Linked DNA regions of Homo sapiens: region 2 is linked to region 1. Evidence: read pairs that join two places in POLR2A ChIA-PET (ENCODE). Cell type or tissue: K562. All regions are shown on one strand.

Region 1 (2,500 bases):
TTGTCTAAGTGACGGCATGTAAGAATCAGGAAGGAAAGTTTTTTGTTTAAATACCAACAGGTTCCTTCCTTAAAGCAATTATTATTTTTCAAATCTAACCCACAAGGTGATAGTATCCTTAAACCAATTAAATCAGAATCTCGGGTTGGATAACCTCAAATATGACTTATTAGCACTTCCCATTAATCACTGGTCCTTCAGGCCTTTAAGTTTACTTACTAGGAATCTCACTTTTAATACCATCTTATCAACTTCAGTTGTAAATAAGAGAACACTCAAAGGCTGAGGAATTCTCAGCGGTAAAGCTCTGCCCACGTTAAGTAACAAAGGATAAGTTAGTCTTTGTTGTGATCACTTTGTTGTACTGATAAGCTACGTATTTCTACTCAAGGATTCAAATTCTCACCTTTCTCAAGAATTGGGCCAAAACCGATAAACTAAACTTATTTACGGTCCACTGATTAAAGGTTGTTGCATAATAAGTTCTTGCTATGTTCAGCAGTTGGATTCACAGCGCCAGAAACCTATAACTGCTTGACTTTCCTCCCCACTACACTGCGAAAATTGCCCCTTAAATGTAACTAACCCTAAAACCTCAACAGTATCGTGGCCAGGCGTGGTGGCTCACTACTGTAATACCAACATTAGGCATAGGCGAGGGGATTGAGGCCAGGATATCGAAACTAGCCTGGGAAACACACGGAGACCCGGTCTTTGGAAAAATAATTAGCCTTGCGTGGTGGTGGGCGCGAGGTTCCGGCTAATCGGGAGGCTACAGTGAGCCATGATGACACTGCACTACAGTCTGCGCGACGGCCCATGTCAGTAAGCTCTGGAGCACCTGAAACAAGTTGTGTTGGGTATTTTATTTACTGGAGAGCGATTAGTGACTGATGCCTACTTACAGCGACTAGAGACGCATGCTCCGATAGCAGCACAAACTCAGCAGGCGCGAACAAATGGTAAAGAGAAACTGGGCAAACAAGCATCACGGCTCCTCAGCTGAGAAAGTGGGGGCCCTAAAAAGGGCCTTTTGTTGATAGAAAGGGACGCTCAACCACCGAAACCGTAGAGGGTGCGGCCCTGGCGCTTGAGCGCGTAGACCACATCCATGGCGGTGACCGTCTTGCGCTTGGCGTGCTCTGTATAGGTCACGGCGTCCCGGATCACGTTCTCCAGGAACACCTTCAGCACCCCGCGAGTCTCCTCGTAGATGAGGCCGGAGATGCGCTTCACGCCGCCGCGGCGAGCAAGGCGCCGGATGGCCGGCTTGGTGATGCCCTGGATATTGTCGCGCAGTACTTTACGGTGGCGCTTAGCGCCGCCTTTGCCAAGACCCTTCCCGCCTTTGCCGCGGCCAGACATGACGAGCAAGAGGAGTCTCACCCAACGCTTTGTGAGGACTCTGGCCTGAGGCAGCGCCTTTATACGACAGTTGGCGGACCGAACTGAGAACCTGAAAGAAGTCGGCGGGAAGTCCCGCCCCGGTGGGGGAGGGGAAATCTAAAGGGCCAAACCGAAATAGGGGGAAAAAAAAAGCGAGCTTCTTGTTTCCGTGTTCTGAATTTTGTAACGTGCATAGTATTTTGTTACCACGTTATGAGGCTTTAAAAAATTGCTTTTGAACGCAGAAGATATACATCAATACTGTGGGAAATACAAGAAAGGACAAGAAATTAAGAAACTACAATGTTATCCCATCACACAGGCTAGTTAATCATGTATTTTGCAGAGCAGTTGCACATATTTTTCCAAGAAAATGTATACAGTGTTGTATATGGAGTTTTGTAACCTCCTTATATTGATTATAATTTAACCAATTTCTATTAAAGAGATAAAAGTGATGTTTTGGTGTCTATGTTTCTTAGGAATTATCAATAGTTATAATCAGTTCCCCAGCAATTTTTTAATCGGCTGTATTTTAAAAATAATGTTTTCCACATTCAACATAAATGTACTTTTTCTCTATACTTGGGACCAATATTGAAATTTATGATTTTATTACACCAAAATTTAAATTTTATTACATTAATATTTAAAATTGTATTAGAGGTCTCATGATTTGGTACTACGGGTCTCCGCATTATTTCCTTTCCAAATTTCCTAATCTGTTTCACCAAGGTTTCTGGACAACTTTAGAGACCTTTTGTGAAGTTTGAATAAAATCTCTTCGAGATTTTGATAATTGCATTAGCTTTAGGACTTAATTGGAATAGAATTAAAATCCTTAAAACAAGCTCTTATAACTAGAAAATTGGTGTTTGTAGGTTTTGTGTGTGGGGTTTTTTTTTTTTTTTGGAAGGAGTCTCGCTCTGTCGTCAGGCCGGAGGGCAGTGGTGCAATCTCGGCTCACTGCAACCTCCACCTCCCGGGTTCAAGCGATTCTCATGCCTCAACCTCCGGATTAGCGCGGACTACAGGCATGCGCCACCACGCCCAGCTAATTTTTTGTATTTTTAGTAAAGAACAAGTTTCACCATGTTGGACAGGATGCTCTTGA
Region 2 (2,500 bases), 120 kb before region 1:
GTTGCTCTGGGTGAGTCAGTGAGTGGTGAATGAATGTGAAGACCTAGGACAATACTGTACACTACTGTAGACTTTATAAACACTACATTTAGGCTACACTAAATTTGTAAAAAATATTTTTCTTCAATAGTAAATTAACCTTAGCTTACTATAACTTTTACTTTACAAACTTTTAAATTATTTATTTATTTTATTTTATTTATTTATTTTTTTGAGATGGAGTCTTGCTCTGTCGCCCAGGCTAGAGTGCAGTGGCGCGATCTCAGCTCACTGAAACCTCTGCCTCCCGGGTTCAAGTGATTCTCCTGCCTCCGCCACGTGAGTAGCTGGGATTACAGGCGTGTACCACCATGCTCAGACAAATAAAACTGGAAAGATAGACTGAGGCTAGAATAAGGAAGGGCTTGGATGTTACCCCAAGGATTATATTTAGAGGTAATCAAAAGGAGTTAGGGGAGTTTCAAGCTGGGGAAGGGCCTGATAAACTTATTTGGGGGAGGTGCTGTTAATCTGGAGTCTAGAATGGTGGGGATAATAACTAGGGTCAGTTAAAAGACAATATAACAGAACTTAAGGCATGACACATTATGGGCATGCAGTAAGCATTTGTTAAATGAATAAGGAGTTAAACTATAGAGAGGATATTGGGGCTTGAATGGAAGACTTAAGAGAGTTTTAGAAACGAGGGATCATTAGGAATTGTCTTTGAAGGGCGAGAAGTAAATATGGAGAATTTAAAGAAACTCCTCCCTTTTTCCCCACTTACTTCTTAGGCGATGCCTCTTCATGGGTGGTGGATGAAGAAACTGAACAGGGCCATGATCCTTATCTGTAATTTCCCGGCTACCACACTGCTTTGGTGGTCTTCCCTCGTCTCTTCCTGGGTAGAAACAACTACCTGGAGATCCCAATGTTCTTGTCAGTGCACTTTTCATGGACTGCAGTGGTAAGACGATGTGTTGGATGCCCAAACACAAACCAAGTAAGTCCTGGATTTAAAAAGGAAGGGCTAAATGTCATTACTAACCTGAGCCTCAGTGCTCCCTCCCCTCATTTCCCTCACAACTACTTCTTCCTGCTGACATCCACCAAACTTTACTATGTGACCTTTAGAACTGGGGGACTCTGAAACCAGAGAGAGCCCTGAAAAGAACTTATACCCCTCTCTCTCTCTCTCTTTAGCCTACTTCATACTGGGTGGAATTTTTATGATTAGCGCCCTTCTCTCATTCTGCTTGAACTTTTTGTTGCTGACCTTCCCTCAGTTATTCCCTGAGACCCAGAAACAGTATATTTTCTGTGCATCCATCTGCATTGTCACAGGTAAAGAGAGGCAGGAATAAATTCCGAATGTCTTGGCCTTGGGGTGAGGGTGGAAGAGGCTTAATTAGCCTCTTAAAAAGTTTTCAGGAGAGTACAAGGGAAAAGGAGAAGCTAGGAGAAAAAATGGTCTGAAAGGAGGGAGAAGAAGAATGAGGGGAGGTGATGAAATAATTTGGTTCCCTGATCATAATACTACAGTTAAATCTTTAAGTATTGATAAGCTAATTAGCAGATTGATCTCTCCCTTCTTTTTTGGGGTTGACAAGTACTTTTGTGTTCTTCTCCTTACTTATGCACTATACACAAATTTTGAAAGTGAGTCAGGGACCTGACCCAACAAAAGTCACTTATAAGTTTCCTTACTTCATAAATTCATTCAGCTATGCTCTATTTCTGCTATCTGGTGAGTGATCATTGGATTCTGTGAGGCCGAAGCGGGAGAGTTAACCTCCCAGGAAGTGGATAAAGCTAATTTCTGGGCCGGGCGTGGTGGCTCACGCCTGTAATCCCAGCACTTTGGGAGGCCAAGGCAGGCGGATCACGAGGTCAGGAGATCCAGACCATCCTGGCTAACACAGCAAAACCCCGTCTCTACTAAAAATACAAAAAATTAGCCAGGCGTGGTGGCGGGCACCTGTAGTCCCAGCTACTCGGGAGGCTGAGGCAGGAGAATGGCGTGAACCTGGGAAGCGGAGCTTGCAGTGAGCTGAGATTGTGCCACTGCACTCCAGCCTGGGCGACCGAGCAAGACTCCGTCTCAAAAAAAAAAAAAAAAAAAAAAAAAAAGCTTATTTCTTTGGTCTTTCTTTTCTTTTTCTGTAAAGGTCTCATATATGTGGAAGCTATAGCAACACCCAGTCATGTAATCTACCCCTTTTTGTCTTTGATTTCTGATCATGAATGCTCATTCATCACTTCTTTGTTTTGTTTTGTTTTGTTTTGTGACAGAGTGTCTCTTCATTGCCCAAGCTGGGGTGCAGTGGCACTGTCTCAGCTGACTGCAACCTTTGCCTCCCGGGTTCAAGCGATTCTCCTGCCTCAGCCTCCCGAGTAGCTGGGATTACAGGCAGCGCCAACAAGCCCGGCTAATTTTTTTTGTATTTTTAGTAGAGTCGAATTTTCGGCATGTTAGCCAGGCTGGTCTTGAACTCCTGACCTCAGGTGATCTGCCCAACTC

What was found. Peaks named below come from ENCODE experiments on the same cell type or tissue, not always from the same donor. Only the 100,000 strongest peaks of a DNase experiment are listed, where the experiment ranks them.
Region 2: POLR2A ChIA-PET joins it to region 1 with 5 read pairs; 3 of 35 experiments call an interaction of 5 or more read pairs at or near these places.

What each region holds. Positions count from the first base shown.
Region 1 is chr6:27,830,163-27,832,662 of GRCh38, forward strand. H4C12 (H4 clustered histone 12) reads right to left here and starts at 1,398. Exons shown (of 1, transcript NM_003541.3): 1 at 1,012-1,398. The coding sequence starts at 1,365. The coding sequence ends at 1,054. RefSeq lists enhancers at 849-958, 882-1,707. In K562, no CTCF peak of the experiment used is centred here; DNase peaks (open chromatin) are centred at 842 and 1,549; H3K4me3 peaks cover 1,528 bases.
Region 2 is chr6:27,709,908-27,712,407 of GRCh38, forward strand. LINC01012 (long intergenic non-protein coding RNA 1012) reads left to right here. Exons shown (of 4, transcript NR_038294.1): 4 at 217-315. It overlaps LOC124901291 (a long non-coding RNA gene), which reads right to left and starts at 989. Exons shown (of 2, transcript XR_007059534.1): 1 at 767-989. In K562, no CTCF peak of the experiment used is centred here; no DNase peak of the experiment used is centred here.